Regions from separate parts of the Homo sapiens genome. Here all the other regions are linked to region 2. The links are chromatin loops, found by intact Hi-C in ENCODE. Cell type or tissue: ascending aorta. All regions are shown on one strand.

What was found. Peaks named below come from ENCODE experiments on the same cell type or tissue, not always from the same donor. Only the 100,000 strongest peaks of a DNase experiment are listed, where the experiment ranks them.
Region 1: it touches region 2 in a loop (2.4-fold over the local background); 6 of 110 quality-filtered maps call a loop at or near these places.
Region 3: a loop joins it to region 2, with 3 times the contacts of the local background. A loop is called at or near these places in 4 of 110 quality-filtered maps.

The regions. Positions count from the first base shown.
Region 1 is chr11:79,240,453-79,248,452 of GRCh38, forward strand. The region is part of intron 2 of TENM4 (teneurin transmembrane protein 4); the gene reads right to left. Among named protein-coding and RNA genes, the nearest start is that of TENM4-AS1, 150 kb to the left of the region's middle. In ascending aorta, no CTCF peak of the experiment used is centred here; a DNase peak (open chromatin) is centred at 4,059; H3K27ac peaks cover 3,160 bases.
Region 2 is chr11:79,096,737-79,104,736 of GRCh38, forward strand. All of the region lies in intron 4 of TENM4 (teneurin transmembrane protein 4), which reads right to left. It overlaps TENM4-AS1 (TENM4 antisense RNA 1), which reads left to right. Exons shown (of 2, transcript NR_199027.1): 2 at 614-2,319. Among named protein-coding and RNA genes, the nearest start is that of TENM4-AS1, 7.5 kb to the left of the region's middle. RefSeq lists a silencer at 3,348-3,642. In ascending aorta, a CTCF peak has its summit at 3,554 (motif pointing left); DNase peaks (open chromatin) are centred at 703, 971 and 3,552; H3K27ac peaks cover 1,303 bases.
Region 3 is chr11:79,418,559-79,426,558 of GRCh38, forward strand. All of the region lies in intron 1 of TENM4 (teneurin transmembrane protein 4), which reads right to left. MIR5579 (microRNA 5579) reads right to left here and starts at 3,668; the gene lies at 3,611-3,668. RefSeq lists an enhancer at 1-1,185. In ascending aorta, no CTCF peak of the experiment used is centred here; no DNase peak of the experiment used is centred here; H3K27ac peaks cover 1,188 bases.

The DNA of each region.
Region 1 (8,000 bases), 140 kb after region 2:
AGCCCACCTGGACTATGCTGTCTTATTGTGACTACTTCCTTGGCTGAATTTCTATGGGATTTGAAATTCAGAGAAATTAAGTAACTCATCCAAGGTCACACAACTAATAAATGGTAAACTGGTTTACCATTTAGTAACCAGGTTACTAGTAACCATTTACTGGTAAATGGTAAAGCAGGATTTCAGTCCGGCCATCTGACCCCAACGCTTGTCTGCTATGCAAGCATGGGAATCTTATGTTTTTTGCTACCTGGAAAGTTTCAGCATTGAATCATCTTAGCCTGGGGTCTTTTAAAAATAAATGATTCCATTAAAACCTTTCTCAACGGGCCCTTTGCATATAATTTTTTTTCTTTCAAGTTTTTCTACTTTTTTGGGAGTCAGTTTGACTAATTTTCATTTTCCCGGAAAATCACCTATCTTGCAGAGATTTTCAGATGTATTAGAGTACCACAGCACCTTGTATTGGTGCAATTTTAAATCACATCAGTTGCTTTATTTCTTTTTTCATATATTCTCTTCATTTTAATATTAGAAGTCTTCCAGCGCTGTATTTATTTTGCAGCATACAGAGCAATAAGAAGCACACACACAAAGTAGTTTTAAAATGCTGGCCCCAGTGATGCTGAGTGGCTTGAAAAGAAGGCAGAATGTATCTTTGATAAAGCACTCTTTTTTTTTTCAAGGAAAAATACCATGATGAGTTTGTTTGGATATGAAAGGGAAGGCCTCCTGGGTTTAGACAAAGAAGAGTTATGTTGTTCTATCTAAGAAAGCAATGAATGAATCTGACAGTAGACTGCTGGAAGAGGGGTTTTGTGTGTGGGAGGGAGAAACCTAAAAGGAGGAAGACAGGGAAGGAGGGCCAGGCAGCAAGGTGGCAAGCAGGGACGGGCTGGCAGTGTGACTTGGAGAGAGTGGGAGGGCCTCAGCATCCTGTAGCCTGTGTGTTGGGGCCTGCATGGCTGGCTTTTAACATTAAGAGAATTCGTCACTCTGAAGTTGGAGGGGACCCCGATGAGACCATCAGGCTCACTCCCAAAATCATAGGAGCTGCACATGCCAGCAGAAGGAAGAATGTTTGAGTCTGCCACACTCTAAAGTGAGGCTTGATAGTACTTAAATCACAGAGTCGTCATGGGAATTAAACAAGGTAAAGCACTTTAGAGACTTAGCATGGTGCCCACTCATTGTAGCCTGTCACTACACGCAGCATGCATTTGTGCAGAGGGACAGAATCAATGATGATGTGTTCACATGTGAGCGTGTGTGTGTGTGTGCATGTGTATGGTGGGGGGCGGAGGTTGGTAGGGTTAAGGAGTGAATGCTCAGCCACCAGCCTTAAGAATCCCCTCAAGCCCAGATAGTCTCAAATCAACCCCCACTCATCCCTGAGCTGGTAAAAAACTAGCAAGGGGGCGGCAGGACCCTGGAGTCTTATATGGAAGGTGGCAGGTGGAATCCGGAACAGAGAAGTAACTCCAGTTAGCTCCTCTGTGACCTGGGATTGTGCAGAGTCTCTTTGGCAGCCCAGCCATAAGGCAACCAGCCCGAATTTCATTTCTGATCCTTGCATTTGGGCCCCATCTCAATTAAGATCAGTTAGAAGTCAATTTCACAGTGGCTGGTTTTTTAAGATCCCTGAAAAATGATAAGCTGGAAGCAGGCGATCGCTTCTTTTAGGAGCAGAGGCCTTCCTCGACAGGGGCTCAGATGCTTTATTTATTTTGATTTGATTTTAATTTGGTAAATAACGTTTATTTAATTTTTTCTCTGATTTCAAAAGCAATGCATGTTCAGGAGGGAAAAACAGCTGTCATATCCCTCGCCAGGCCTCAGACTAATGGTGATGTTTTTTTCCTTCATTGCCTGTGAGGCTTAAATAAATACCCAACACCGATGACCAATAGTTTCCAAATATAGAAAAAAATAAAAATAAAAAACCAGAAAGGTGGAAAGAAAAGAAGAAAAATCATCCGCAATCCTACCACTCAGAGACAACTACCGTTAACAGTTTGTGTGTGTGTTTTTCCTTCCTGTTATTTTTCTGTAACTGTTTTACATGGCTGAGATCACACCGTGTGTGATTTTACATCTTGCAAAAGACAGGGTATAAAATCACCATAAGCATACCATAAGCATTTCCCCATGTCATTAAAAGCTCTATAAACATCATTTTTAACGGCTACAAAATATTCCACTCTATGAATGAACCATAATTTACCTAACCAATTCCCTAAAGTGGAGCATTTAGTGGTTTCCAATTTTTCACTCACATAAATAAAGCTATAGTGAACACCCGTGTGGATTCATTTTTGTCTGCATTTCATATTATTTTCTTAGGACAGATTCCCAGAAGCAGAATTACTGGGTCAAGGCATGTAGACTTTTTTGAGGCTCTTGAGTCTTATTGCCAAACTTTAGTTCCCAAATCTGCCCCTTCCACAGTGTGTGAGGTATCCCTCCATGCAGGCCTTGATCTGATGCATTTTTAAACTCTGTACCCTGGGGAGGGAGATTGCCACTTGTTCGGGGCCTGGGGGCTAGGAAGGGTTTTCATTCCTCTAGTGCCCCTTGGGAGCTCCAGGAAGGGTCAGTGGATTTCCATCCCCCTTTCTGCTCCCCTCCCCTTGTCTGGGGCTCCACTTTTGTTCCTGGCTTCAGTGACTTTCATCGGGGCACTGAGGGGGGCCTTGTGTGCTCCTTGTCCCCATCACAAATTCATGACACGGTAGGAGGCAGGGAACAGGGGAGGAGGTGTCTGTGTTTCGGGGGTCATTTTTAGCACTTTTCAGTCATTTATCAGACTCCAGGTATTGTGTTTTCTCCTTTTGTGAGGCACCACGGTGTGCATGGGCTGTCTTGTCGTTGTACTCGGACACATCTCGGCACAGTGGATTTTGCGGTCCATTTTGAATGGCACTGGAGCAACTCTCTTTCTGAATTTGTGCTATAAAGTCACTGGATGTGCCCCAATCAGAGGGCAATGCTGAATTTAAACAAACAAACAAAAAATGAAACACTTCAAAGGGGAAACCCTGTGAGCTTTCCAAGAGTAAAACAGAAAATGACAACAAAACGCTGCAGGGGATATTGAATCATGAGAATCAAACAGAAACACAAGAGGAGGGAGGGCTGCAAGAACACAGCCACTGTCTCCAGGGTGGGCCAGTGTCAGAGGGGGCAGAAGGTCACCCGCTCACCAGGGACAGGCAGGAAGAACAGTGCCGAGAGCCTCCCGTGGAGCCGGGACTGTGGGAGGCATTTTCCTAAACCAGGAGAGCAAATATTTCCAATGCACTAATGCAGGGCGCTAACCAAGACGCTGAGGCTCAGATAAGTCATGTGCCAGCCAAGAGCAGGCGGCAACTGAGAGGCAGAGCAAGGACTCAACTCAGGACCAGAGGTGGCCCATGTCCCGCGGTGCCTACAGCAGTGTTCCTCAAAGTTAATGTGGACGAGATTCAACTGGGAGTCTTGTTAAAATGCAGACTGTGATCCAGCAGGCCTTGGGTGGAGCCTGAGAGTGCATTTCCAACAAGCTCCCGTGATGCTGATGCTCCCGGTCCCAGGACCGCCCTTTGAGCAAGTCCTACGATCAGTGGTTCTTAAACCTTAGCAAGCAACAGAATCGCCCTGGAGAGCCCCTTAGAACACAAGTTGCTGGGTCCCACCCCCAGAGTTTGTGACTCAGAAGGTGTTGGATGGGCCTGAGAACTTGCATTTTATAAAAGTCCCAGGTGAGGCTAATGCTCCTGGCTCGGGGAAAATGTTCCAAGAATCATTGCCCTACTAGACTGTGGCTCCACCGGGGGTGAGCAGGGAGCAGTTCTCGGCCTGCTCCAGTGCTGCTGCTTAGGCCTTTCTGTGTTCTGAAGAAGGAGTTAGGGCCTTGTTCTTGAGAGGGTCTGGAAGTGGGATTGTTCTTGTCCAGAGACCCTCATCTTTTGGATGTGGCATTAGGAGGGACAGGGCTGTATGTGTCTATGTGTGTGTGTGTGTGTGTGTCTGTGTGGTGTGACGAGTCTCCAAAGCCCTTTTAATCTCCGTGCAGAACCAGGTGGTGATAGGAGAGGCCAGAGAATTTCTCAAGCAGCTTGAGGACTCACCCATAAAAAAGCCGCTTGCAGTACATCAGTTATATTATGTTGTCGAACAGAGCTTCCTGCTTGTTGGGTCTTGGAGTTTAATAAAAAAATATATTATGACTCAGTCCAAACTTACAAAAGTCCTTGGGGAATCTGAAATGAATCATGTTAAGCTCTTGTTATAAAACAAACAGTCATTTCTTTCACAAGCCTGTATCCACAGCAGACTAGCTGTAGAGGTGGGAGAAAGGGAAGGTGGGGAAAAGACTCAGGGCAAGGGGTGAAATTTTTGCCCGGAGTTTTCTTAAACAACCAGAGACCTTCAGGCTGAAGGAAGACAGAGCCCAAAGAGGCTGTGTGTGGGGGAAAATGCTTCTTTAATGGTGGGCTCACCCTCTAACAGCAGAAGGTAGCTAAGGAAGTAAGGATTTAGAGGTTACCTCCTTCAGAAAGCCTTCCTTGATTTCTCCAGGAAGAATGGCTCTAAACTTCACAGCCCTTTATCTTTGTCACTGAGCACAGAAACCCAGCTCTGTACATGCCAACTGTTTATGGCCATGGTGCTCTCCTACTGGACTGAATCTTCTGAGCTGACTGAATGCAGGCACACCTTATCTCCCAAGTTGCCATCCTGCACGTGGAAGCCTCTGAGAGGTAGCAGAAGCCCTGCAGCCATTGCATGTTTGATTGACTGACTGACTTGACAAAGTTTCTCAGTCTCCCTATCTTTCTTCTCATACTGAAGGAAGAAACTTCATATGTTGTCAGAGCCCAGATTACAGTAACAAAACTTGAACTAGGACGTGGATCAGTGTGCAGTTGTCAATAGGGCATTAGCCAGCATCAAAATACATTTTTTCATGTAGAGTCCTGGCTGGGTGCCCTCCCTAGAGGGAAAAGTGAGCATATCATCCCTGGCTCCACTACCTACTTAACTGGGGGACCTCAGACTGTCACTTTCCTTCTCTGTGCCTTAGTTTCTTCACCTGAAAAGCAGGGATAATAATGGAACCAACATTGTGGCATTTTGAAAAGGTTAAATGAGATGTCACGTGAAAAGTACCTAGCATATAACACTTTATAGAAAAAGAAAGGAAGATAGAAAAAGAAAACAATTGGCCGGGTGCAGTGGCTCACGCTCGTAATCCCAGCACTTTGGGAGGCTGAGGTGGGCAGATCACCTGAGGTCAGGAGTTCGAGACCAGCCTGGCCAACATGGTGAAACCCTGTCTCTAATACAAATACAAAAATTAGCCAGCCATGGTGACGGGTACCTGTAATCCCAGCTACTCGGGAGGTTGAGACAGGAGAATTGCTTGAACCAGGGAAGCGGAGTTTGCAGTGAGCTGAGATTGTGCCACTGCACTCCAGCCTGAGTGACAGAGAAAGACTTTGTCTAAAAAAAAAAAAAAAAAAAAAAAAGAAAAGAAAAGGAAAGCAAAACAGGAGATCCTAAATCTAAAAGAGAGAGTGAGTGAGAGAGAAAAAGAGAGAGAGAAAGACAAACAGCGCAAGTGGTAACGTCCTCATATAATTTCAGGCTGAAATTCCAGGATATATGCACTGAAAGGGGAAATGAGGGGGCCAGAAGCATGGCCTACATTTATAGAGTGCTCAATAAGTGTTAGCTGTTATTAAGAACCTATTCTGTGCTAGATATATGCTAAGCACATAAACGTCATTTCACTCCATCTTTATAAAACCTTGGGATATGACTTATTTCTCAGATTTTATAGGTGAGGAAACTGGGGCCTCCCTAGACCAGACTGGCAGAGTTGTTTCCTTACAGCATAAGTTAATGAAAAGACAAGTCAGCAAACTTTGGAAAATAATTTGGCATTATCTAGTAAAGCTAGAGATACCAGGCCTATGAACCTCTAATTCCTTTCTGAGGTATATACCCAACACATCAGCATTCTCAAAAGACTTGTACAAAAATGTCCATAGCACCATCATTTGTAACAGTCAAACACGGGAAATAACCCAAACCCCTCTTAACAGTAGAATCGATAACTTCTGGATACCTGGATGATGGGGTATCACAAAGGAACACACTGGAACTATCCACAATTTGGATGACTCTTAAAAAGATGACATTGAGCAAAGAGGGTCAGATACAGAGAGATATGTATTGGATGATTCTATTTGTATGAAAAATGAAAACAGGCAAAACAGCTGGGTTGTCTGGATACATATACTTAGATGCCAAACAATAAAGGAAAGGAATGATGAGGTTCTCCACGACATGAGTGTGTTACTACGAGGTGGAGGTGAGGGAAGAGGGAGAGGGTTGTTTCTTGGGAGGAGCCCAAGAAAGCTTTGGGAATATTACCGGTGTTCTATTTTTTGCCCTGAGTAGTGGTAACATGATGTTCACATTGCAATTATTTGTTGGACAGTACATGTATGTGTTGTGCCCTTTTCTGGATGAATATTGTATTTCTCAAAAAAAAAAAAACACCCCCCCACCCCCAAAACAAAACCAAAATGATAAGGCTTCTCTTCTAGAGGGAACTCCTGAATATCCCCAGAGTCTAAAGCTGAGACAATTAAGAACAGGACAGATGGAATTCAGTGTATAAGAAGAATATGCTGGCCAGGTGCGGTGTCTCACGCCTGTAATCCCAGCATTTTGGGAGGTTAAGGTGGGCAGATTACCTGAGGTCAGGAGATTGAGACCAGCCTGGCCAACATGGTGAAACCCCATCTCTACTAAAAATACAAAAATTAGCCGGGCATGGTGGCAAGTGCCTGTGATCCCAGCCACTCAGGAGGCTGAGGCAGGAGAATCGCTTGAATCTGGGAGGCGGAAGTTGCAGTGAGCTGAGATCACGCCACTGCATTCCAGCCTGCCCAAAAGAGTGAGACTCTGTCTCAAAAAAAAAAAAAAAAAAAAAAAGAAGAAGAAGAACGTGCTGATTCCAGGCCTTGTGCAATGACCTGGAGGCGGGGCCTTCCCTTTTCGACTGCAGAAAGGGTCTTCATCCACAGCCACTGCCTATTGAGGACCCAGCAGTTCCAGACCCCGTGTTGGGAGTTTACCTTCATTATCCCTATTCCTCACAACAGCACTGCAATGCAACCATTAATAATTTATTCTACAGCAACAGAAATATGTGAACATCCTCAAGGGCTCCCAGCCAGGAAGTGATGGAACTGGCATTTTACCCATGTCTGTCCCAGGACAGTGCTGCTAGTGACTACATGCTCTCCTTCTATACTAGACTTACCTTCTGCAGTAAGGTTTTTTAAAACCAAAAGACAACTCAGTTGAAGGAATTTTCTGGACTTCCAAAGCATTTGAGCACTGCCTTAGAGTTATATGTTCTTTCCTCTGCTGTTTTTACAGGAGAAGGAGAAACCGGGGGAAACTGAGGTAAAGGGCAATACACATAGAGTAGCCCTTGCCTGTGGCCAGATCTTTGTAGGAGGGCATGGAAGCCCTGTCTACCCTGATGGCTTGTCCTCTGGTCCCTTATAAACACGCAGGGCTGGCCATCCATCTGGTGGAAGGTGGAAGAGCCCAAGATGACGTGGCTCATTGGGAGCTTTGTGGTGGCCTGCCTTAACTTAATGTCCCCATGTGTCCTCAGCTCCTCTGAGGCTCAGGCCCCTCAGAATGAAGAGACTGCGACTACCTTCAGAAGTAGGTGAGATACCTGCGCAAAGCTCCCCACAAGGTACCTGGCACAGGCAAGGCATGGGATACATACAGAGTGTTCACTCAATGGCCTACATGATTCAGGAGTTAGAAAAGAGGTCCTGCAAACCTCTCCTTCCTGAAGGTTCACACAGTTCTGGGCATTAGAGTGAGTGAACCCCTTCCTTGTTGGCTAGGGACCACAGTATTACAGAGTTCCCATTAGTGCCAGAAAGCAACATTTTGCTGGCCACACAGAGTAAATGTATGGA
Region 2 (8,000 bases):
CACTGCCTGACTTTTCTTCTGCTCCTTGGAATATTCTGGCAATGAGAAGACATAGTCTCAGCAACTTATAGACATTTTCCCAGGAAATCCTAACCGCTAAGGGAACAATTTGCTCCATTCTCACACATTTCAATCTACTTATTTGGAAGACCAATCCTTGCGTGGGCATGCACGCACATGCGCGCGCGCGCGCACACACACACACACACACACACACACACACACACCCTTCATGTGGTCTTGTGTAGAAGTACACAAACCTGATAATAGCAACCACTAATATTTAGTATATGCTAAGTAATAAAAGTAGCTACTATAGTCATCATCTCATATAGTCCTCACAACAAGCATTGAGACAGGGGCTCTATCCACATTTCACAGATGAGGACACAGAGGTGGGCTGCCTTTCACAGAACAAGCTGCTAGCCATGCTGGGGCTGGCGTCGGAGCCCAGGTCTAAGAACTCTGGTACAAGGAATCCACTCCCTTTCCCGGATTTGCCTCCTCCACCTGTGCTTAAGGAGTTAACCTTGTCGGAGAGGTTTTCTTTCCTTGGTTATGTTTTCTATTCTTTGGGTAAGTTTGACAAAGTGGGGTTCTTTTTCATCGCCAGAGTCTGTGTCCCTGGAGGCTGAGGAAGGAACCAGAAGTTGCACTTTCCAACATGGATCGCCTGCTAATTTTCCAAGGCAGCTCAGCCCCTGCCAGCGTCCCCTCCCTCCTTTGGGCTGAGGGCCCAGGAACCCAGCCTCAAAGTTCAGCTTGCTTCCTCCAGCACGCACATTTGGAAATTGAAATTTCCCACATTTTCACCACACAAAAGCCAGGTTGTATTTTTGTTCTCTTCAAAATATGCCAAAGGAATTTTTCCTACCCCTTGAACTTTCTCCAAAAATAAGTAGAAAAAGTCAAGACCATTTTGCCCTGTAAGCTGAGAATAGAAAAATCAACATGCAGGGTGCCATTTCCAGGATGTTACGAAACAGCGAACATGTGAATCCGTCTCAACACCATTTGGCAACTTTGGGGATACAGTAGATGATATTTCTCACCCACAAACTCCTCACTGAGTTTATATTAACATTTTGCTTTTTTTTTTTAAAAAAAAAGAAAAAAGATTCTGAAAAAGGTAAGAAGCCTTGATAAATTACCACCACCTGGATTAAAATTCAGAGTCAGCACACTGACCACCAGCAAATAAAACATGAAACTATACAGATAACTTAGTAAAACAAAAAACGATAGTGGCCCAAGATAAATTAAACTTGCAGCATAAAGGTTGAAGCCAAGGAAGGAAGGGAAGTATTTATCCCATAACTAATGAAGACTGCAAAGAACTAAGTATAATCGTAAAAGTACATGGATTATTCTCAACTCACCAGATCATCCATTCCCAGGATTGTCTGCGATCCTGGTCTGGGCTTCCCAGGCCCCTGTATCTGCTGCCTTCAAAACCCTGCATGCGGGTCTCTTGTGTCTCCCCCACCCCCCCCCATCTCCCAGCTCAGTGAGAATCATCTTTCACAGTTTGATCACATCACTCCCAGCTCTGCTTATCTCTCCTGGCTTCCCTTCTCAAAGCCAAACAGCTAGCTCTGCCCCCAGGGCCCTTCTCCTGACCCCTGGCTCCTGACAGCCTACTCCCCAACCCCTGCTCATCACTTCCCAGGAATTTGCTTTAAGCAAGGGACCTGCCTGTGCACTGGCCTCCACTCAGCACGAGTCTGAGAGAGTCCAAGTAGAAAACAGGACACTTAGCTACCATCTACTCCCAACCTCTCTCCTGAGGAGGACTCACCCTAAAGGTAAGCTGGCTGAGTCCATCAGAATTTGCTCCCATGACTCGAGTAACCGGGAGCTCATGCACACCTGTACGGAAGAAAAGCAGACAGAGGACAAGGCTTGCAGACGAAAAGTGTACATCCAAACCCATCTCTCCCAGCTACCAGCTGTGCCATACTGGGCAAGCGATGGGTCTTCTCTGGGGCTCAGACCTTCCGTCTGGAAAATGAGGCTAATGAGTCCTACCTCATAGCCATCAACGACATCAGGAACATCATCATCATCATCCCTGGACAATTTCAGTGTGAAAGGAACGTGGTATTGCAGCTAGTAAGACCTGAATTGGAATCCCAGCTCCAGAACTTGGGGAAATGAGTCAACTTCTCTGACCTTCACTTTCCCCATCTATAAAGTAGGGATAGAAAGGTCTCCCTCAAAGGGTGACTGTCTAGATTGAATAAGATGACACATGTAAAAATGGCTTTGCAAACTGTTTAATTGGAATAAATATACGCATTTTTTTCTGCTGAGCTAAAACCTGACTTACGGTAACTCACCTGGGAACTTTGGTACACAGAGATGTTCCTGCCACAAGGACCTCTGAGCCTTCCCTCCTCCTGTTGGAGGAGCTCCGTTCCTTAGTCATTCCTGGGGGTCTCTGGTTTGCCTTGGGCACCACCTGGATTCCCCTCCTGCCAGGGGTGCATCTGAGGGAGTGCTGCTGGGATTTCCTTCTGTGGGGATCTAGCCCCAGTGCCTTTGCTCCAGACCCTCTCTCCTTTGCAGGCCCCCCATATAGTCTTCTGTGGAACATCCCATCCCATTGTTCATGTCCTTTTCCCTGTCGTTCTCATGGTGTGAATTTAAGGTCCCATGGGGAGAGGTCAGAGTCATGGTGTCCTCTTTGCCTCTGTGGTCCTGAACTAGTCATTTCCCCTCCCAAAGCACTTGCTCCCCTGGGTCTATATCAAAGAGGTGGATGATATCATCATCAGGTCTACTAATTGCAATGATCATCAAAACTATTTCATGCAGATTTTCCCAAAATGAATTTGACCTTGAATACTCCCCCACTTTCCCCTTTAATTTTTCAGTAGAGCTTCTCAGGGATTGTTTAGGAAGGACTGGGACTACAGCTCTTCAATGCTGACACCCTATACATCTGTATGCTCTTTAAGGCAAGATCCCCAGAGACCTTTTTGTAATCCTCACCACAAGGAACATAAAAGTTGGCCATAGCCATGATTGCTTCTAGATTGACAGAGAGCACAGCAAGCTCTGCTGTCACCACGTGGCTCTTGTTAATCTGTACCCATCTATCTGCCTAGCAAACACTTGTACTGTAACCTTCATGGGTGCCCATGGGGGTTTTAACAGCTGTGGAGCTTTTTGTTTCTCATGCATTTGTGCAGCCATTTGCTGCCCCAAGTATGGGGAGATGCTGTTCATAGCAGTTTAGCAGCAGTAAAGGGCTGTCTGGTTGAGCACTTTCACGCCAGGGCCGTTTTTAGCATCTTTAGCAATCTTTGCCTGGTACTCTCAGGTGGAGGAGGGGAGACAACCACTTATATCCCTCCCCTGAGCACGTTTCCCTGTCTGTAAAATGGGTATAAGGATATGCAAATCATAGGGTTTCCGTAAACATCAAATGCTATAACAAATACATGGAGAACAGCATATAGCACACTGTAAGCAGTTATTTCGCACTTTTCTCAACTTAAAAAGCTCATCACCCTTAGGTCCCCGCCCCCTCCTACACATCACTGACATCCAGTGGCAGATCTGGGTAACTACAGGTGTGAGTACCCAAAGCTCCAGCCTCTTCCGTGCCCAGTGGACCTCGTTTCAGGGATTGTGGGGTGTCTTCTAAGTAGTGTTAGCCAAGACCTGCCTCTGATTTTCCAGGCACTTCCATATTTATCATCTAATTTCATCCCCACCTCAACCTTTAATGGTGAATAGCTTACAATGACAAAGGGAGGATCATAGCTAGTTGTGGGGCAGGACTGAGGCCTGCCCTCGATGGTAAATTCCTTGAGGTCAGGGAATTTGTCTGTCTCATTTCCCACGACATCATCCCTGTACCTATGGCGCTGCTTGGCACACAGTAAGTGCTCAGTAAATATCTGTAGAAGCAATGACAATTTTAGGAAACCCCAATCTGTGCCAGTCCCCCTCCAGTTTAGAAGTCCATATGGTGAAGGGACTTGCTCCAAGTGACAAGTGGCAACCTGCTCCAGGAATAAACTTACAAGGAAGCCCCTCCCTCTCTCCTCCCAATGTGTTTTCAAGTGGACAAAAGGTATTTAGCAGGGGTGTTCTTAACCTTCCACTCCCCTTATCTGGAAAGGAGTCTGCCTGTGTCCTCTGTCCATTTTCTCCAGGCCCTTTCCCATCCCCCAGAAAAGGTCACACCAGACTGGGGTAGGGAAAGAAGCAAAAATGGAAGCTGCAGAGGCGTGTGGGCTGGACTGGGGAGAGTGCTTCTCTGGGGGAGGGTTGCAAAGCATCCAGGATTATAAAGAAAAGCAAGAGAATAAGTGTAGGAGGGCAGCTACCTGGGAAGAGGGGAGGGTATTGGGGGCCATCCCCAGGGTTTCAAAGGTGGCATCATGTTCTGTTTCTTAAGCTAGCTGGTGGGGCCATGAGAGTTTCTCATTATTGTTTACACTGAACATATTTGTTATAAACACTCTCTGTAGAATATAAAAAATTTTCATAAAAAATATTTTAAAAGAGATATAGGAGAAGCTGATGTCAGTAAATGCAGTAGAGGGCAGAGAGAAAAGGCGGATTTTAAGCAGTTTTTCTGTGGATTTGGTGGTTCTTGATAACTTCTGAGAAATATTAGGTGGAAGTCTGAGTTATTCTGATGTTATTTCTGATTGTTGGGCCATGTCTTGACCTTGGCATGCTCCAGGACTAACACACAGGGTCCTGGCTTTACAGCCCTTACTTTGGCTTGACTTTGAAATGGATTGACATGGCGGAGAGGCTCTTGATTGATAGAAGCAGAATTAAGAAACCGTTGCGTCCTGGAGGGCTGAGTAATCCTGCACAGTGCTTTACTTCTCTGGGTTCCTTGTGTTACGTGGGTAAATGATGCTCTGCGCCTCACTTTCCTCTCAGGGCTGGTGTGAGGATTTAATGAGAACATGCAAATGAGGGTGCTTTATAAACCAGAAAACATGCTGTAACTGTGGGACGACTATTACCATAAGCACTGCTGGCAGAAAAGTACTCTGAAAATGACATAAAGTGCCCCCCAAATGTGAGGCATTTATGTTATAACTGGGCATAACTTTCAGCCAAGGTTTCCTGGAACAGAATCAAGTTTTCATACCACTCCAGCCAAAACAGGTGGAAAGTGCACTTGGCAGCTGTCTTCTAGCTCCAGAAGATTTATGATGAGAGACTGGATAGTGCCAGGGCTAGGAACCAGGCTCCAGGGCCAGATCGTGTGAGTTTGAGTCCTAGCAACACTTTCTACTGGCTTGGGCAAAGTATGACCTTGGGAAATTTCTTAACTTCTCCATGCCCCAGTCTCCTGATGTATAACATGGGCAAAACAATGGTAGCTAGAGCATAGAGCTCTTCTGAGAATTAAATGAGTTGGTATGTACAGTGATCAGGACAGTGTCTGACAAGGAGGAAGCGTCCGTCAAGTACAGCAGTTATCAATGTTAGTACAATATAGGCTCCATTTTCTGAGGGAAAAATAAACAGAAGGAATAGGCATCTGTTGCAGTCATACATTGGAAAGCTGGGTTAGACACTTGGAAGAACTTCCTGAGAAGGTCGCACAGTGCTCATCATGAAATTTGGGGGATCCCCAGGGAGCTCCCTCTTGTTCAACCATGGGCTGGTGCAATGGTAAAGCTGAAGCTCCAACACTCCTCAGCCACCCTTCGAAAAATATAAGAATATACTCTGGCTCCTGGAGAAGCCAGCGCTGAGCTAGGTAAATAATCGGGAAATGCTGAAAAATGACCCACAGCCTTGTCCCTGCTCCCAAAGCTCCTGGTACCTGGTGGACATCTGTGAGATGTTATGAGGGTTCAAGGAACAGCACATGTGAAGCCCTTGGCATGGTGCCTTGCACACCGTAAGCACCATGGTCATTGCTATCGCTTTTGTCTGTCCATCCATCTATCCACCCATCCTCAAGTGATCTTTCCAAAGCAACTCTGTCCAAAAAGGACTTTCTGTCACAATACACACATTCTGTATCTGCACTGTCCATGTGGCCAGCTAGCCACCTGTGGCTGTTGAGCACTTGAGATGTGACTAGTGTGACTGAGGAATTGAGTTTTTCATTTAACTTTTTTTTCCAGATGTTCTTATGGATTTTTTTTAAGGTCACTTTTAATTAATTTAAATAGCCGCCTGTGGCTTGTGGCTACCACATTAGACAGCATAGTTCTAAAGCCAAAACATAGCCATGTCACTTCTTGGTGTCGAGTCTTTCCAAGTCTCTAGTCCCTTTGATATGCATCCAAGACCCAGTACAACCTCCAGATGAGGGGTGTTCCCTGTGCTCATCCTGCCTTGAAGCCAGATGGAACAGCTCACTGCTCCCTGAATACACTGGCGGTGCCGCTGTCCCTCTGCTTCCAATGCCCTTTCTGCCTTGTCTGCCTGGTAACCTCTTCAGGAAGCTTTCTTAGGCTCTCCCCACAATCCAAGGAGGGTGGGGATGCCCCCTTGGATGGCTCCCCCAACCTCCAGGACTCCCCCCTCCCCTGGGATTTACCCAGCATGGATCAAATGCATATTAGAATAAAATAATGTTGTATGATTATAGAAATAACACATTGTTATTGCACATAATTCTGATTGCTCCCTGAAGGATGACCAGGGCCATGTTGTAAGCATTTCTGTGGCTGGTGCTCTGGGGTGCATAGAGGTCTAGAAGACTCAGTCCACTGTTGTGGGCCCACAGTGCATCCCCTTTAGGTGGAATCATGGACTTCCACCAAGGCCCTTCCACTTCCCAAGGTCCGTCCTCTTAGCATCACTCGCATACATTACTGCATTTCATCAATCCTAAGATGCCAGCAATTGCAAGATGCACCATCGATTCAGTAATAGGCTTTCTGAGACAAGAAAACAAACAAAGCACTACCTTAATGTACACATGGATTGTAAGATACTTTCCGATTTCATAAATGTCAAAATGTAAAGAAAAAAATTGCTGAAAATCAAGGAAAGTGAGGCAAACTGTGAGCTGGCCTCTTGGGAGATGCCCCTTCTAGAGACTCATTCTGCAGTGGGCACTTGAAGGGCACCTTCCTCTGCTCCCCACTCGCTGTCTTAGGCGAACTGCTATCTGATTGGGCCTCCGGAATGGAAGGATTCAGATGGGTCCTATGGTTTTTTGAATGGACCAAATGAATATTAGAATAAAAATTTTTCTGGATCATAGAAATAATACGTTGTAATGGCACCTAATTCTCTTTCATCCAGGGCGTTTGTGTTAGCTGTTTCTTCTTCTTAGAACACCCCTATCCCAGATTTCATTTGGGTCTCTCTTCCCTATTTTTCTCAATTAAATGCCCCTCTAAAGAGTGGTCTTCCCTTCCTAGCTGAAATTGGTCTCACCTCCCCCTGCTCTGTCAGTTTTTCTCAAATTAACCATCTCATTTTCTTCCCAGCACTTATCAGCATTTGGAATTAATTGTCTAATTATTTATTCCTTGTCTTTCCCCAGCAAGATAGTAAGCTTCTGAAAAGCAAGGATTTTGTCTCATAGGTATTCAAGAAATTTTTGTGAGTAACTGAAAGTACAGAAAAGAATAAAGAAAATAATAAGGACTCCCTGTGTCCTCACTACTCAGAATCACAATTAACATCTTAGCGCATAGCTATCCTTCTAGACATTTTCTGCATCTACGTATGCTCATACGATCACGTTTTTAACATTAGAGATGTGACCTTTCTATTTAGACTGCTTTCTAATCTGCTTCCCCACCTCACTTACTATACCATGAGTATCTTTCACATCCATATCACAGCTGGGCCTCACTGGTTTTAAAGGAGGCATGCTATTTCCCCATATGGAGTAACCCTCATTGATTTAACCGGACCCTGCAGGTGGACACTTAGGTTGCTCCAGGTCTTCCCATTATGATAAGCAATGCTGCCAATGAGCATCTTGCTGCAAATGCCTTTGCATGATGTTCTGCTTATTTCCATTAAAACGTTATTAGTGGGTCAAA
Region 3 (8,000 bases), 320 kb after region 2:
CTGCTCTAGCCCTACTGAAACATGATTTCTCATTTTCCTGTGGATGTGCATATGCTATTCCCTGCAACTGGAATGTCCTCTCTGGTCACCCTGGTGAACTCTGATGACCCTTCAGTACAGTTAGTTCATGCTTCACCTCTTCTGTGAGACCCTGCCTGACTGCCCCCATGCAGAGGTGGCTCTTGTATGTCCCCTGTACATTTACACCCCACTCCAATTACTCCATTACGTGGCTGTGTCTTCCAACAGGTTGTCATCTCTTTGAAGGCAGGGATTGGCTTTCCTCTGACTTTGCCCAGCACTTTTACAGTGCCTGGAAATTGGACACTCTTAACAGACATTAGTTGAATGACTGAACTCCCACATTCCCAAAGAGGCATACAGCCTTGTGTTTAGCAATGGTGGCATCACTTGAATAAATGTATGGCCTCTCCAGGTGCCACCTCTGAAGGAAGTCAAACTCATTGGATTGTTTATATTCCAGGTCACATCTAGACTAGGCTTAGCTCATACTTGTTTGAAGCATAGGATTGACAGAAGCCCACGAGGGCAGCTGAGCCATTTCCCTGCCTCCAGGACAAACTCGCATCTAAAGTGGTGAAGGAGATGAAAAGCCTACCTGGCTTTTCAAAAACACATGGAAGGATCAAAAACCACTCCCAGCAAGTCATGGCAATGTTGAATCAAGAACTGAGGGCACCTCCCTCTACCCGCTGAGTCAGTGGCCTTTGTCTGCTTTGTGACTCACCTCACTGCTTATAAACCACCAGAGCACTTGGGAACAGGGCAGTCGAGCTGTTCACACCCACAGGTAAGAGGTCAGCTCCCTTCCTCCATGTTCCCAATGGCACCCTTAGCACCCACGGCACGGGGATGGATGTGTTCCCTCCTGACTCATCAGAAGGTAACTGGGTGGCTACCTTGCTCTGTCTAGTAAGTCAGGGATGGATAGTGGATGAGATGGTTAAATTAGATTGGCAAAAAGGAAACTCACATTCTGGACTTGACAGTGTGATATGTACTTTGTATGGGCTCAAATCCCACTATGAGGCCAGTTACCAGCCATGGGTCACGTTGCTTGACATTTCCTAGTTTCATTTCCTCAGCTTTAATGAAGATAACACCCATAACCTGGTTGGTTGTAAGGAGGTAAAGAGATTAGGTCTGCTACACAGTAGGGGTGCAAAGCATGTCAGACATCATCCACATCTCCACTCCTTGGCCTGACGTCCCATGAACTGGCTTCGTGGGTTGGCACAAACTCCTTCCCTTCTCTGGGCCTTCAGTTTCCCCAGCTACCTAGGTGAGCCAAATTATTCCTTAGTTCCTTCAAGATACAAGGTGGGTGCGGGGAGGGAGTTTGAGTATGAGACTTCCTATGTGATATTTTATGTGTATGTGCATGTGTGTGTGAGTGAGAGAGAGAATGAATGAATGAGAAACCATTTATTTTAAAGTTCCCTTAATGGAATAAGACAGATTTAAATATTTTGAATCCAACCCACTGTGTTCTCTTTGTTCCATATATGTATTTTAAAAGCTTATCTTTGTCTTTTAGCTCCTTCAAGGATGCAAATCCTTCCCAATCTATGGTAAAGGTTTTCTCCCTCCTGATCATTTGAAATACATTTTTTTAACATGTTAAATCCTTACTCTTTGTATTTAAATACTTTGATGTTTTCCATAAAATAGGTTGGGAAGGGTTAGAACAAAAACGCATTTCATTTATCTGAACTACTAAGATGTCAGAAAGAGAGGCAGCTTGCAGCCTCCCAAGAGGGAAACACTCAGCCCCTGCAGGACTCTCCAAGCTTCCTGCTTGGACCATATCACTAAGACAGGAACCATAATCAGAACCCTACAGATTCAGAAATCCACAAAGTTAGCACTTCCCAAAGAGCTTCTGAAGAAACCCTACTCTTGTGAGAGTGCTAAAAATGGTTTTGCTTTAGAAAAAAGAAAACTCATATTAGAAGTTTGGGAACTCTTATGTGCTATTTATGCCTCTCTTGGAGATTCGCATAAGCATAGTGAAGACTCTGAGACTTTCTGCAGCATGAAAATACATTAACCTCTCTAATTTGGCATTTATCAAACTTATTTGGACACAAACCAGTTTTTTTTTGGGGGGTGGGGGATGGTTATTTGCTCCTATGGTGAAAAGGAAAAAAGAAAAAACTATTACCCCTCCACATGCTCACACATCCACACAATACGGAAAAAATATTTGAAACCTAGTCCCTGGAGCTGGGATGGGACAGAGGTAGGAGCAGTCACTCCAGAGTCAGATAAACCCAGGTTCAATGCTAATTCCACCAGCAGTGTAGCCTCAGGGATGATACTTCAACTTCCAGAAGTTTCCAAAGCTTTCCAAACCTTCCAAAGCTTTCACTTAGCTTTGCTGTAAGTGAAAACCAGGCTTCTAGAGTGCTTGTGTGTGCATTAGATGAGTCGAGGAGTGCACAAAGGTATCTGGTAGGGAGTATTTTTTAAATGTGTAAACTATTTTTTAAACGTGACTCTCCCTACTCTCCCTTTGCTTTTCTCTTTGCAAAATCACAAGTAGAGGCATTCGAAAGCACACTGGTCAATTTTTGCAATGCTTATAAAGCTTTAAATCAAATTATTTCACATAAGAGGCTATCTTGGAATATCATTCCATTACCTTGTCTATATGTTTTCATAAATAAAGTCACCCCCCCTCAAAAAAAAGGTAGGGCCACTTTCATCCATATGTATGTGAAGGAGAACCTAGTATTTCATACAGCTATCTGAAATTTAATATCAAGGAATTTACCTGTGTCAAATATTACTTTATTTAACAGAATGTGATATCGCTTGATATAGTCATAAAGTGCATTCCTATCAAAATACAGCTGTTATTAACATTACTAACAACTGCTTTACCCCAGTGATTTTTATTGAAACTATAACGATGGGCACTTTTGAAATAAGTGTTCCTAGCTAATTTGCAGAGGGCTATCTCCCAGAGAGAGTTCATATTATAATTCTAACGGGGTTTTCACACAAGGTAGAATGAGGAGTTTAAAATGCTTGAAAGAGAGTCATCTCGAGGTCACCAATAATTAAATAGGAGCTAAAGGAACGGAACAAGGAAAATGTGTAATCTTCCCTGGCTCTGAAATTAAAAAAAAAAAAAAACAGTTATCAGCAAGACAGTGCTTCTGCAGGGAGGCTGATCTCGATCTACAGTAGGATTCCTTTCAAACCAGGATGTCTATTTCAAAATGCCCATTAAAAGTCTATGATGGACTTTAATTATGAGAGGCAGCAGATAAGAGTCCAGTTCATTCCCTCCTGTTGTCGGGGTGGTTTAGAGCTGCCAATCATCACCCCCTTCAATGAGGCCCAAGGTGCAGATACCCCTTTCAAGAGGCTGGCTAGACTGTGAGGGAAGGGCTCTTAACGCACACCCCACACGTGGCGCCTGTGAAGTGCAATGAAGGGACCTCCTGCTAGGGCTGCAACAATCTTCCCATTCCCCCAGGATGCAATAACCAAGGGAACCACATCCCTGCTTCTCAGTGCTCAACCTTCTGAGGCTCATCTTCTCAACTCTGTTCACCTCCACAGTGTTTGTGGGTGATTTGATCTGGTACTCCTTAAGCTAATGGTGACAGGGGCCTGTTAGCTTAAGGAGTACCATATTAAATCACCCACATGGTTCTTACACACACACACACACACACACACACACACACACAGAGTAAAGGACAGAGCAGCAGCAGTCCAGCTCAGTAGAAGCAGCACCAGCTCTACAGTAAGAAAGACCAGAGTTTGAATCCTGATTCCTTCACTTCCTGCTGTGTGGTCTTGGGCAATTTACTTACCATCTCTTTTTGTAACATGGAGACTAGATACCTGTCATCTATAATACCTGTCACCTATGTTTAATATGGGGCCCCTAATTCATAATAGGATACCTAAGAATGTCATTCCCCAAAAAAAGCAGAGGCCCTGCAGTCAATGTTTGTCTGCCTCCATGAGTGCCTAAAAAACAACTCCCTCCACCCCAAGAGAGAAACTCGCTGGAGAGGCCAGCTGAGAAAGAAAAATGTTAAATAATTCAGAAGCACTAACATCAAGTCTGAGGTAGGTATAAAAATAGTTACAAAACACCACACTCCTCTTGTTTTCCTTACAGCAACCTTGGCTCCCTGGTAGAACAGAGGGAGGGAGGGTCTGACCCAAGGCTGGTTCTGGGCCTGGGGCAGGGACTGTGGCCCAGGAGCCTCTCTGGGCTTCTATTTTGGCTCTTCTAATCACTCCTCTTTGTACAAAGGTAAGGCAGGCATTTGCTTGTCACCTCTACATTTTAAAACAGCCTTCTGATAGGCCGACTTATTTTTAAACTGAAAGTATGCTCAGCTGGGCCATTTGAATCAGAGGGAATTCTTTGCATCCTGTCTTCTAAAGTAGACCAACTGGTGAGCCTTCCAAGGATGCCGGACCCAATCCCAAAGCTTAAGTTAAAAGGAGAAGGCTGGGAGGCTGTCCTAAACCCAATCCCCCAAGGAGTCCCATGCCATTGGCCTGTGTCATCCAGAAAGACTATGCTGTCCCTAAAAGCACAGATACTGGGAAGAGAACAGGAAGATTCCAACTGGAGAGGTAACATTGACTAAGCACCTACCATGTGCCAGGCACCCTGCCAGATCCTTTACCTATATTATCTCCTGAAGCCCTCACAATATATCCCAAATCAGTTGCAACCCCCACCCCCGCCATTGTACAGATGAAGAAACCGAGGCCCAGGGAAGTGAAGACACTTCCTACGGCAAAGTTCCACTAAAGAGTCAGGGCTAAAACTGAGTTGGTCTGACTCGTAGCCTGTGCTTTCTCCCCCATACCATCCACAAGAGCAGAGCATGTGGTTTGAAAGGGTCTTCATGAAATATTCAACTGCATTTGTAGCTCCTGTCTCGTTCAAGCCAGCTCTGAATGCTTACAAGTGCATTTTTTTTTTTTTTTTTTTTTTTGCAAGGAAACTGCATGGGTACAAATTTCCAATTCATACTTAACAAGGTGGGGAAACGGGTCATTCTTGGCCTGCTCCAGAACAAGGGGCGAGTCTATGCACTCCTGGAGCAGCAGGCGCAGGGAGGGTTAAATGTGAGGCCAGAACCAAATCTCCTGTTTCCAGGAGCTGAGGATTTAGAAGAGTCTCTTTGGTTGATTTTTACAGGAGAGAAGAAGGAGTGACCAGCAAGTGAGAGGAGGCCTGCAAGGGTAGAGGAAGGAGGATGAATAATAATAATCACAATACTTCTAGTCCTTTTGGAAAATATGTTCTCATCCTTCAAGTCGACGTCAAATGCTTCCCACTTTTTGAAGCTTCCCTGCCTCCCCCACTAACCTGGGTGTGAAGGTTCTTTCTCAGATGTGTCTGTCTACTTTGTGCCAGGCTCCCTGGTAGAAGCTTGATTAATGCTATTTCATTTCATTCTTACAGCAGGTATTGTTGTCATACATTAAAAAAGATGGAACTAATACCAAGAGTTTAGTTTGTCTGCCAAAAGTCATACAAGCTAGTCCAGTGGCTTCCAACCAGGGACGGACAATCTTGGCAATTCTTTGCTCAGTGAACTTTTGGCAATGTCTGTCAACATTTTTGGTTGTCACAATTGGCGGGGAAGGCACTGGAATCTAGTAGATAGAGGCCAGGGATGCTGCCCAACATCCGTGATTCACAGAACACCCCCTACAACAAAGAATTATCTGGTCATTTGTGGCAAAGTTGGCCAGGTGCAGTAGCTCACACCTACAATGCCAGCACTTTGGGAAGGCTGAGATAGGAGGATCACTTAAACTCATGAGTTCGAGACCAGCCTGGACAACATGGCAAAACCTAGTCTCTACAAAACAAAACAAAACAAAAATTAGCCAGGTATGATGGCTGGATGCCTGTAGTCCTAGCTCTTATACTTGGGGAACTGAGGTGGGAGAATCATTTAAGCTCAGGAGAATCAATTATGCCCAGGAGGTCAAGGCTGCAGTGAGCCCTAATCACATCACTGCACTCCAGCCTGGGCAATAGAACCAGACCCTGTCTCCAAAAAAAAAAAATACAAAAAGGCTGGCACAGAGGCTCACGCCTGTAATCCCAACACTTTGGGAGGCCGAGGCGGGCGGATCATGAGGTCAGGATATCGAGACCACCCTGGTTAACACGGTGAAATCCCATCTCTACTAAAAATACAAAAAATTAGCCAGGCGTGGTGGCGGACGCCTATTGTCCCAGTTACTCAGGAGGCTAAGGCAGGAGAATGGCATAAACCTGGGAGGCAGAGCTTGCAGTGAGCCGAGATCACACCACTGCACTCCAGCCTGGGAGACAGAATGAGACTCCATTTCACACACACAAAAAAAAGTCAGGGGTGCCGAAGTTGAGAAAGCCTGGTCTAGTTGTGGCTCAGCCCAGATTTAAACTTAGGTCAGTCTGACTCTTCAGCTGATAATGTCTTAATAGTACCTTTAACTGGATCCTAAGTGCCTTGAGATCTGAGTGGCGTACCCTCCTGCTTTTCTGTCTTGAATCACATCTACTCCAGAGCCCAGCTCACTCCGCAGGCCCTTACTGATTGGATTAATCAGTATACTTAACAACGGTGCTAAGGATCAAGGTGAGGAGTGTACCAAAGGGACCCAGCCTTTCTGTAGCTGAACTTTTCAGGAGGACATTGAGTCCAATTTCTCACCCCCTGCAGGAAGCTTCTTAATAGACTTGACAGCACTGCTTGCCCTCCTCCAATGACAGGGAGCTCACTCCCTCCACAAGCTGTCTAATCTCTTCTGGGATGTTCTGGCTGATGCTGAACTAAAGCCAGCTCTCCCCACATCCCTAGCACATCTCAGTGTCTGGAGCCTTTGGGGAAAGACTCTTGGTTAGCTACTAAGAGACTAGCCCTAAACTCCTGGCCATGTTCTCCTGAGTCCTAGAAAAGTGAAGTAGAAGAACACGGACTTGGAGCCAGACTGATCCAAATTCAAATCCTGGCAACACTACTCATATAGTCAGTGATGGAGCATAACAAGACTGTTGGCAGTGTTGCTGTGCTCAGCACACAGTAGGTGCCTCTTAGCACACAGTAGGGGCACAAATGGCCTATCTATCTGAGGTGGCAGGACCTGCTCACGTGGCCTTGGCTCCCATCCCTCTGGTATAAGCTCTGTGACATCTCTTTGGTCTCTGCCTGCCTGCCTGCCTCTGGGGTCCACTTCTGAACAAGTGAATTTAATTCCATGATTATTGAGGGGAAAGAACAGTGAGACATGTGATGACAACAGATCAAGAAATAACAACCATAAGAGTGAACAAGGCAACATTTTGACTTGAAAAGTTCTAGGAATGTGCTGTAAATTATAGGTGTGTGCCCACACACCTGTGCACAAACATGTGCCAAAATGTGGGGGTCTTTCAGAAACCTACTTTGAGGCCTTGAGACCATCACCCACACTCTGGTCTAGAATGAATTTCCCCACACTATTTCCCACCTTCAGGAGTAGGCTATGAAAGGAGTATCTCCTTCCAAAATTAATTCTTGAAACAAGGCTTTGTTCATCAGTGCAGGCAGATGTGAGAAGAGGATACATATCTTCTATTAAAAATGTTAGCTAACAAGTTCAGATGACATCAAAAGATGGTGTGTATCTTGTTCCTCCCACCAGGTATAAGATATTCAAGTTCCCCATCCCCTCCATGGCTCATGAACTTACAACCAGCACCTCCTGGAGAGGAACATTTGCTTTACGGACAGGTGGATGTCTGTAGGGGACCCTGGCTCCCTGACTCACTGGTAGAGTGACCTCAGGCAAGATGTCTAACCTCATTGAGTCCCTGTTGCCCCTCTGGAAAATGGGAACTAACAAGACCTTACTCAGCTCCATGTGAATAAATGCGATAATATAGGCCAAATGCCTCACACAATTCAACAAAGAGGATCCTGTGATCATCCAGATGAGAGAAGATCGGAGTGAAC